Linked DNA regions of Homo sapiens: region 1 is linked to region 2. The links are chromatin loops, found by intact Hi-C in ENCODE. Cell type or tissue: GM12878. All regions are shown on one strand. Each heading gives the region's core, and the rest is flanking DNA. Links, peaks and the distances in the headings are about the cores only.

Region 1 (5,380 bases), core at 124-5,123, 280 kb after region 2:
CACTTGAGGAAGTGATTAGTACATGTTTCCCAGGCAAAACTCATAGTATTTGTTTCAGAAATTTAGATATTTTAACTTCACATCCTTCATACCCACCCCTTTTGGTTTCTTCTACCTAAATTTTGTGCAAAGACTTAAAAAATATCCACCCACCTCACCCCCATCCCCACACTCCCTTGTACTCTTTTTCTTGGCTTGGAAATTTAATTTTTTTTCAAAGCATGCTCCACTCTAAAATATAGTACATAGCGGAGATGGCGCTACGTAGAGAAAAGGTCATGGGCTTTGGGGCCACATAGCCTGGATTTAAATCCTGGCTTTGCCACCTACTTTCTAGAACATAAGAATGTGAGGTACAGATTGGGGAGCCCCCTTCCCTCCACCAATCCAACCCAATGCAAGGTTGGAAAGATTGCTCATAGCTAAGAACAGAAGGTGCCACACCGTGCCACAGAGTTTCTAAGAGGGAGTGAACCAACAGCACCTTTATGATGACTTCTCTCTCGTCTTTATTAAGGAAATGAGAGAAAAGAATAGAAAGTTCCCTTCCTGTGCAATCAGTGACTCCTGACTTGCCCCACCCCACCCCACCACCACCACCACTTCCCTCAACCTCCCATCTTAGTCAGGTCCTGGCTCAGCTGAGCACTAAACCACTGAACTGACAGATAGCCTGATGATGCAAGGGTATGGGAGAAAGTGGAGCAGAAAGGGTGAATGGGAGGTTGAGGGGTCAGGGAAGACAGCTTGGCTTCTTACCACTCAATGGAGGAACAAAGATAGAAACTTTCTCCATGTAGGTCAATCAAGAAAATAGTGTAGAAAGTAGCTGAGACCTAGGCCATCATGATATGGTCACTCCAAAACCCATCCATCAAGGATGGTGAAAAGAGACGGTGGTGAAATGGACTGAGGGGCGGACTTCACATGTGCAGTGAGGGTGGACAGGTGCTTCAGTGAGTTCCCTCCTTCACCACTACCAGCCAAAGAACCAATCCACGAACCCAGAGGAAAGCCCACCTATGCAACCAAGAGGTAGCACATTTTCTGTGGGTCAAACAACAGAAGAGGAGACTGAGCCAAGACAATCTGCCCACCACTGACAAACAGGCAAACACACAGGTAACTCCTTCCTCTATCACCTGCCCCAGGCACCAACATCAGTGTTGCTAGGCCTAAGACATAGATAGGATGGAGAGAGATGAGACCAACACTGTAACAATCAGACAAGACTACAAATCACTGAGTCATGCTAAATGTATTTGATGCACTGAGATACCTTTTTATTTATTTTATTTTATTTTTTATTTATTTATTTAATTTTTGAGACAGAGTCTTGCTCTGTTGCCCAGGCTGGAGTGCAGTGGCGCAATCTTAGCTCACTGCAATCGCCGCCTCCTGGGTTCAAGCAATTCTCCTGCCTCAGCATTCCAAGTAGCTGGATTACAGGCAACTGCCACCACGTCTGGCTAATTTTTGTATTTTTATTAGAGATGGGGTTCCACCATGTTGGCCAGGCTTGTCTTCAGCTCCTGACCTAAAATGACCCACCCCCCTCGGCCTCCCAAAGTGCTGGGATTACAGGCGTGAGCCACTGCGCCTGAGATACTGTTAAAACTCAGTTTTACATTTTCCCCTCCAGCTAGTGTGTCTAAGGTAGACACTGGTCAAAACTGTTGATATTCATTATTTGGAAATATAAAAGCAGTCGGTGCTTGTCTTTTCCTGATGTGGCGCATTTCTCAACCAAGCCTGCCTGTTATACTCTCTGTACAACCCTGGCCAAATTCTTTAACCTCCTGAACTGCCTTCCTATTCTGAAGATCAACCCATCTCACAGCACTGCAGGTTAAGAAAGCTCCTGCACAAAACCCTTAAATGTTAGTTCCCTGGCACCGAGAAGTAGGTGGGAAGTTGGCTTAGCCAGAGAAGTAGTAAATTATCTATTCTACCCTTTTGTAGACATTAACTACATTGCTAGAGAAAGAGAACATGCCCTCTTGTTCTTTTTCCTCCTACCGGTCACAGCTTAAATGTCACTTTCTCAGGGAGGTCTGTCTTGGCCACCCTACCCAAAGAAGGTGGTGTCCTGTTTTATTCTTTAGTACATTTCCTGTTATTTCCTCCGCAGTCCTAATCAGGACGTGAGCTTAGTAATTAACTTACTTGTCAAGTTGTTTCTTATCTCCATGCTGCCCCTGTTACATTACCCGAGGTCAGGCCCCTCTCTGTTTTCTCCCTCTTGTATTTCCAGTGCCTTTAAATTTGTACCACTTAAATGTGGTAAATCTTGTTCCTGAAGGTTCCAGGGCCTTGACTTGCATGTTCTTTTCCCTTATTTAAAGAATCTGAAATAAATTATCTACTTAGTTTGGTCCTTCCTGTGGCTGTTTGCTTGCTTTGGCAGAGTGAAAGTGAAATGTATTTTAATTTTTTTTTAACTTTACAGAAGCCATTAATATAAACCACAGAAATGGTGAGTTTCAATACCTGAAGTTCTGTGAATAATTACTGGGTGGAGCTATTCACACAGGCAATTTTCTGCTTTCCCCATGAGATAAAACCCCAAAAATGTGTTACTATAGCAGCCTGTTTCCTTACTGAGACAGAAACAAAGCAACCTATGAATTAACGTCAACCATTCCCCTGTACTGTGTATCCTCCCAGTTCTTAGTCTCAATGTGCCAGCAGATACACCAAATGTTGGGTTAGTGAAATGTCTGACACCTACACATGTGGAATAAAACGTGCATGTACACAAACTATAATTTAGCAGTATCAGTAGTAACTGCAAACTGAAAAAACAAAAAGGAAGTTGCATTTAAACATAGTGGTGGGCAGTCACCTCAACAGCATTGGGAAAGGGCTGTGCCCTAATTTGGGAAAATTTTCTCATTTTCCTGTTGACTTTGGCCCAGCAAAACGAATGGATTCCATTGGGATGCTCCCTGGTGAAAATCCTACCATCCTGAGCAAATTCAATGGCCAGCTCATGTCCAGTTCCTGTCATTAGTCAGGTTTCACATGAACAAGTGTGGTTTTCCAGAGCTAAGTACTTTCCACAGACAAAGCACCATAAAGCCACTTCTGTGACAGTGAAGTGAAGGCAGTGACATGTGGAACCCTTGTGGAATCTAGAGAAAGGGCTCAGAAAGCCCCCTATGCACCCATGGCTGGGCTCCCAAGAGGCCCCATCTAGTCCAAGATGGTTTCTCAGAAGCACTGAATCCAGAAGGCCATTTAGTAAGCAAAGTCATTTCTCATGGCATTGGTCCCTTTAGAAGCATCCTCCAGGTATGTCCAATGGGAGAGGACATGGTGGGACTGACTTAGAGAGACCCAAGTAGAAACTGCCTTTGGGCGGGGTCCAGTGGCTCCAGCCTGTAATCCCAACACTTTGGGAGGCCAAGGTGGGAGGATCACTTAGGCCCAAGAGTTCAAGGCCAGCCTGGCCAACATAGTGAGAACTTGTCTCTACAAAAATTTTTTTAAAAAGTTAGCCAGGTGTGGTGGCACATGTCTGTGACCCCAGCCACTCAGGAGGCTGAGGCAGGAGGATCGCTTGAGCCCAGGAGGTCGAGGCTACAGTGATCTGAGATCATGCCACTGCCCTTCAGCCTGGGTGACAGAGCGAGACCTCCATCTCTAAAACGCAAACAAACAGACAAACAAAAAACCCAAACCTGCCTCTGAAGAGCAGATCTTTGCTCCTCAAAGTGAGCCAGGACCCACAGCATTACATTTCTGATGCAAAGCCGCAGGCCCACGCCAGACCTGCCGACTGAGAAACTGCATGTTCACAAAAACCCACAAGAGTCATGAGCCTAGTGAAAGATGAGGCACACTTGCTGATTTTGTAGATGCTCAAAATAAACTTTGTAGAAAAATAGGCCTGGCAAATATGAGCTCATGGAGGAGAGGAATGGTGCTTTACTCTTTTTTTTTTTTTTTTTTTTGAGAGGAGTCTCCCTCTGTTGCCCAGGCTGGAGTGCAGTGGCGCAATCTTGGCTCACTGCAAGCTCCGCCTCCTGGGTTCACGCCATTCTCCTGCCTCAGCCTCCTGAGTAGCTGGGACTACAGGTGCCTGCCACCACGCCTGGCTAATTTTTTCTATTTTTAGTAGAGATGGGGTTTCACCATGTTAACCAGGATAGTCTCGGTCTTCTGATCTCGTTATCAGCCCGCCTCTGCCTCCCAAAGTGCTGGGAGTACAGGCATGAGCCACCGCGCCCGGCCACTTTACTCATTTTTTAACTACCAGTGCCTGTAGAAAACTAAGCATATGAAATATGAGTTGAACAAATGAGTGGATAAAGTGAGGGATTACTGCACTGTGTGGACACTGTCCTGGGCCACACAGAGCCCCTTTTAGCCATTCATCTCATCTACCATCTCCGACTCCCCATGTCCCGTGACACAGGATATCCAAGGCCTGGGTTTTGAGTCCTGGTTCTACTTCTTCCAACATTGGGCAGGCCACCCTTGCTCTACACCTCAGTTTCCCCAGCTGGAGGTAAAATATAATAAAAACAAAACCAAACACTAGATTGGTGCAGGGCTATGATGGGCTAGCCATCCCGGCCCAGAGTGGGATCATTGTGAAGAGCTCCAGGACTGAGCCTGGGTGGTCTGTTGAGGCCATCGTGGGTTTGCATGCAGCTCAACTTCCTCCTCTGGCCACTCCCGCTTGCTTTCCCTCCCTTCAACAGGTGTTGATCAAAACATAATATAAAAGAAAACCTCCCCCCAAAACATCCTGGATGCTAAACTTCATCTCAGAGGCTGCTTCACTGGGAGCACTGCCCATAGCACTTGTGAAAGGAAAGCTGGTCCTCACCTAAGATCTAAGATTGTTTTGTGGGAATTTACTGAGCAGCTTCTGGGTTGAGGGAAATCAGAAATGAATATTAAGCTGGTCCTCACCTAAGATCTAAGGTGGTTTTGTGGGAATTTACTGAGCAGCTTCTGGGTTGAGGAAAATTAGAAATGAATATTCTTCAGGTATTTCTCATGTGGCTGGAAACTGAATACTACAACTGAATTATCCTGTAGCTTTATTAAGTTTATACCAGATTCTCCCATATGATGATACTACTAGAACTTAATACCTTACTATTATGGTAGATAATTTTGTTTTTACTAGTTTGGTGTTTTTTGCTGTTATATTTTATTTCTCCTTGGTGAAACTGAGGCACAGAGCAGTAGTGACCTGCCCAGGATAGGAGGAGGTAAGAGTCAGAACTCAAACCCGGGCCCTCTAATTAGCCTGTGTCACATGATATGGTTCCTAGGCAGTGGTAACTGGGATGAATGGGGCTTCCTTAGCCTTTCATAATGGAAAAGATTTCAGATAAAGCTTGCTGTCAACAGATTACGAAAC
Region 2 (5,380 bases), core at 255-5,254:
AATGAGGAAATAGGATTTCTTTGTACTAATCTAGCTCTAAGTTTGAAACTATATCAAAATAAACACTTAACAAAAGTACCCCTATGAAGAAGATGTTATTCTCATTTTAGAGATGAAAAAACTGAGGCACAGAGAAGTTAAGTAACTTGCTTTTGGCCCCCTGATACCAAGTGGTGGAGCTCGGATTCTAGATCATGGTTCAGGGAGGTTGATAGGGAAAGAAACACAGATATAGAAATACTATTAGTTGTTCAAGGGGTTATTTTGATCTTTGTTGACAACTTCATACTACAGACCGAATATTTGTGTCACCACCCCAACCCCAAATTTACAGATTAAAATTCTCACCCCCAATATGATGGTATTTGGAGCCCTTGGAGGTGATTAGGGCATGAAGGTGAAACCCTCTTGAATGGAATTAGAGAGCCCTCACTTCTTCCACCATGTGAGAACACAGTGAGATGACGGCCATCTGTGAACTAGGAAGAAGCCCCTCATCAGATGGCAAATCCTCTGGCATCCTGATCTTGGACTTCTCAGCCTCTAGAACTGTGAGAAATATATTTGTTGTTTATAGGTAACCCAATTTACAGTATGTTGTAAAAGAAGCTCTAACAGACAAAGTCACCCCGGAAGCATAATTTTGGTCTTGTCACCAAGCTTAGCATTTGGGTGCTTGGGCAAATCTAGTGGAGAGGCAGGCAGGCTACAGGAAGTGGAAACTATGAGAGCCAGGAGGTGCCTAAGATATCATCTGATTGATTGCTCTGCGAAGTGTGGTCCTTGCACTGCTGCTGGCCCAGACACTGTTACCTTTTTTTGGCCAGATAAGTACAGAAAGTATGGGTAAGCATTTAGAATTCTTATAGAAATTTGACATTGCTGCACCTTCCAAACATCATTCTTCTGGTAATTCATTTTTTTATTGTATTTCACAAAAACACAGTCTACAATAGATTGGGGTGGGGGGAAGAAAGGAAAAATGTGTTCCTTCATTACACATTTAGTTTGAGAAGCAGTGGTCTAGTCATATTCTATTTACAGGTGAGACAACCAAGGCTTGGAGAAGTATTCTGAGAGCTGTTTCAAGGTCTCATAATTATACAGTGGGAGAAGAGGATCTAGAACTGGGTCTTCTGCTTCTAGCTCTGGTGCCTAGCAATCTTTAAGGGATGCCATTCCTACTGAGCCATCACATTCTAGGCAGCCATAAGGGCAGCCTAGGATCCATCTCTCCTTTATCTGCAAGTTGCCCCTGGGTACCAAAATAGGAGCCAGAGCTCTGGCTAAAGACTGCCCATATCAGTCTTTGTTGGATTCAAGCTCTGGGGTTAGGGAGAGAGGACATCTCTCTGGGAACATTGCTGCTGACATCTCATTGTTCCCTGCCTTTACTGCTCACTTGCTAGTTATTACTTGGAAAAGATTGATCACTGGTGAGAAGAAATAGGAATTCAGGTTATTAGGAACGTTTCCCAAGGATATAGCACCTTTTTAATCCCACAGAAGTTCATAAATTTTCCAGCTGTGCCAGAGGCACATGGTTGCAGAGCGTGAAAGCCAACTGGCACTCTAAATGGAACAAGTGGAAAATTCTGCCTGTGAAAGCCAAAAGGAATTCTTCACCTTAATTAAGAAAAAGCTCTGCAATATTGAAAGTCTAGGTAGAAAAGACAAGACTTGGCATCTGACTTCTTTAAAATGAACTCTGCTTAATTAGGACTTAGTTAACATAAATTGGAAAAGATCAAGACCAAAGCCCATTGAATTGGGTCCAGTTTAGGAATTAAAACTGTACAGTTCAACTCCTGCCCTTGACAGCAGTTCTGCCTTCTTAGTTTTATAGGTAACAAACTTGATCCCCTTCCTAAGGGAATGTGCGTAAGCTATCTGCTTCTCTAGGGGAAATGAACTCTAGTGATTTTGAGAGATTACATTTAAAGGGCAATTTTCATTTACAGTTATCTGATTCAATACGTGTGGAGCTTTGCATCAACCAAGAACTTGTTTAGGGCCACTCTTGGTGTCCGGCTGCTTGCAAAAGTCAAATCAGTAAGCTATGTAGGACAAAATGTTACTCAGGTTGAATCACTTCATATTAATGAAATGTAAATAAAACCAGAGAAAGGGAAATTTTAGAAATCCAAATAAACACCCTTAATGTGATTTGTCTTCCCAAACAGTTCCCTGGATTCTCTTTTCTGTGTGGTCATGTCTCAAATGCCTTTTAGTGATAACCCTGAATACTCCACATTTCAACAAGATACAAACATTTCTCTCTTGTGTTCTTATTTGCTGTTTCTGTTAGAAACATGAAAACCACATCAACTAGATGGAAATCCTAGAGGAATTTAAGAAGAAAAGATCAATTGTTTGACAATAAACGTGGTAAATCCCATGTGATCAAATAAATGCTTATACATGAAAGCAAGAATATTGTACTTTGAACTCTTAACTATAAAGTTGGGCTAAAAATGATTGGGCAGACCTGTTGGTAGGGGAAGCTGTATTTCAACACAAAATCTAAAAAGTCTTAGATGATGAGGCAAAGATCAGTGGACATGTGAGAGCTGACATTTTCTACTACTGAGGTTGTTTTGTTCTTGGTTTAAGAAAATGGATCTGGGATAATCTAGTTTTTATGAACTCCTGCAAACGAAGCGGCTTTAGTTACGTTGCAGTTGTTGAAAAGGACTGACCCTTCCCTGTAGCTTTGATGTGCAGTGTGAATTTGGCAAAGGGAACTTAAGTTTGCCTTTCAGTGCTGAATGGCACCATTACCGAGGCTCATGTATCTGTCAGAAAAATCACTTCTCTCCTGGTAAAGCCCCTTCTGTCTCAGGATCATGTGAGATTCACCACACAACACTCACTAAACATGGTATCATTTTTACGTAATGAGGGAGTGAGAACTGGAACCTGATTTCATATTTTTTCCCACAGATTTTACTTTCTACTCTTGTCAGTCATATCTGCAAGGCTGACAGTTACCAGGGGCTGTGGCCAGGCATGAGGGAGAATGTGTCATTGCTGGCTGCGTTGGTCATAGCAACGTGTCTGCCTCAGAACAGATCCAGCATGGATGAGCAAACAGAAAAATGTGTAAGAAGGCTTGTGACTGAAACAGACCAAGGGTGAGTGCCGGGACTGTCCATCAGAAACTTTCAATGATCAGTAACAGGATATTCACACAGTCATTTTACTTTTCAATAACTTATCAAGTTGACAAGCAAATAATTAATAATGGTTTGTCACTGGTTGGCAACTTCTAAAAAAGTCTATGGCTGAGAAGGACACTCATTTCTCATAACCTCAGCCAGTACTGAATTACAATGCCAATCAGCAAATGTATCAAACGCCAGAACACTGTTAGCAGCAGCTGAGGCATCAGTATGAGTGAGACATATTTCTTATTCACAACAGAAACTCAGAGTCAGTGGAAGAAAAATATGTAAACACATTTTTCTAATGCAATAAGATGAGGGCTATAATAAATGTATGAAAAAAAGTGCTACAGGAACACAGATGGAGGGTTGATTGATTCTGCTTGGGAAAGTCTGAGAACGCATCACAGGGAAAGAGAATTTAGCTTCTTCGAAAGATGAGTAGAATTTATTAAAAAGGAGGTTATTTTAAGCAAAGAAGTGCATCATATGCGAAGGATGATGTCAAGGATGTGCTTGTCATTTTCAGGGTGTAAGCGTAGAGCAGTTTCATTGTCATTATCTCTGTGTGTTCAAGAGGTACATTCTCCCAATAAATCTAATTTTCAGGACTATTGTCTTCCTTTGGACTCAAAATCTAATTTGCAATGCAAATCTGAGCAGTGACTTCCTTGTTTCAACGGTCTCAGACTGCCCCTAGAAATGATGAATGCATGGGTCCCATAGGTGAATGCATTGGTCCACAGGCAGAGAGAATGGAGTTCCAAGTCAGTCAGGCCAAGGTTCAACACAAGGAGGTGGGAACTTCAGACTGGAAGCTGAAGCAGTTTCTATGGTCATTAGCGGCAGAGGCCAGCCCAGAAGACCAGGGAGACTTCACTCCAGTAGAGGCCAGAAGAAGATTCCCACTATCGGCTTCAGATTCCTCTTTTGTAAAATGAGCTAGTTTGACTAGATCTGTTGCTGGCAAACTTTGTTTCCTAGGCCCCAGGGTTCCATGAAGGTTCTTCTGTGGCTGGTGATGAGAAAGAGTAAGGCCAACTTGGGAAGGCTAAACCTCCTCCACCCCTTCACTTCACTAGAGTAGTCTGATTTCATTTGTTTTCATATTGGCAATCCACATAAGATAAGTTTGAAAATGGTATATTTTACAGTTCAGACAAAAAGGAAAACCTTGGAATAGAGAATTAAGTGCTGGTTCTCTGGGATTCCAAGCCTCCTTTACTTCCTCTGAAATCCCATAGTACTTGATTTATGCCTCTTTATAACACTCATTTTTACCCTGTGTTATTTTTTATGTTTCAAAGACGTGCACTTGTTTTTTCTCTTATGGATGTTTTTGCTCAATGAAGGCAAGTACATGGTGGCTAAACCTTCCCAGACACACTGGCCTTCTTCCTGTTCCTCAGATTCACTAAACTCATACTCTAGTGTCTTTGCATTTGTGATTTTTCTCTATCCAGAATATGTTTTCCCAGATCTCCATGAAATTTTCTCCTTCACCTATTTTAGGGATCTTCTCAAATGTGACCTTATCTGATGAAATTTCCTAAACACCTTACATATATATAAAATGTAATTCCTATTCTCCTTACACACTCTGTCACACACACACACACACACACACACACACACGTCTATTCTGTTTTAGTTTTTCCATAGCACTTAACATCACTTGACATATTTTATATTTCATTATTTGTTTCACGTCCGTCTCATCCACTAGAATGTAAATTCCAGGGGCCAGAGACCTTTCTGTGTTGGTCACTGATCTATCCTGGACACCTGGAACAGCGTCTGACATGGAGTTACCACCCAGTCACTGGAAGTATTTGAGACTCAGTTCCTGTCCAGCCAAGACCTCCTATTAGATAAAAATAAGATCCCTCTTGCAGTGACTGACAGTTCAGCCATGTTTTCTCATTGTCTATAACGTCCAAACCAGTGTGCCAACACAAACCACCTCCTCTAGTACAGTCTGAATAGAATTGTAAAGAGAGAGCATGGGATTTGGAGATGGAAGATTTGGATTTCAGTCTTAACCGTCATATACTAGTGGGGTGCTTTTAGGCAAGTGACTTAATCTCTCCAAGCTTTAATTTCCCCACCTGTAAAAATGAGGTAATAATTGACCTGTCATATAAGGTTGCTATGAGGATTATCACAAGTAAAATGTGTGAAAAGCGGTTTGCAATTTGCAAAAGACCACGTTAGAT

The links. Hi-C counts contacts between places; a loop is a spot of excess contacts. Peaks named below come from ENCODE experiments on the same cell type or tissue, not always from the same donor. Only the 100,000 strongest peaks of a DNase experiment are listed, where the experiment ranks them.
Region 1: a loop joins it to region 2, with 8 times the contacts of the local background. A loop is called at or near these places in 1 of 110 quality-filtered maps.

Annotation. Positions count from the first base shown.
Region 1 is chr2:37,849,497-37,854,876 of GRCh38, forward strand. All of the region lies in intron 2 of PIRAT1 (PU.1 (SPI1) induced regulator of S100A8 and S100A9 alarmin transcription 1), which reads right to left. Among named protein-coding and RNA genes, the nearest start is that of PIRAT1, 24 kb to the right of the region's middle. RefSeq lists a silencer at 4,188-4,237. In GM12878, for the core only: a CTCF peak has its summit at 2,516; DNase peaks (open chromatin) are centred at 2,165, 2,565 and 3,060; H3K4me3 peaks cover 330 bases; H3K27ac peaks cover 2,077 bases.
Region 2 is chr2:37,568,059-37,573,438 of GRCh38, forward strand. The region is part of intron 1 of LINC03063 (long intergenic non-protein coding RNA 3063); the gene reads left to right. Among named protein-coding and RNA genes, the nearest start is that of LINC03063, 8.3 kb to the left of the region's middle. RefSeq lists enhancers at 2,720-3,029, 3,130-3,189. In GM12878, for the core only: no CTCF peak of the experiment used is centred there; a DNase peak (open chromatin) is centred at 2,973; H3K4me3 peaks cover 885 bases; H3K27ac peaks cover 4,247 bases.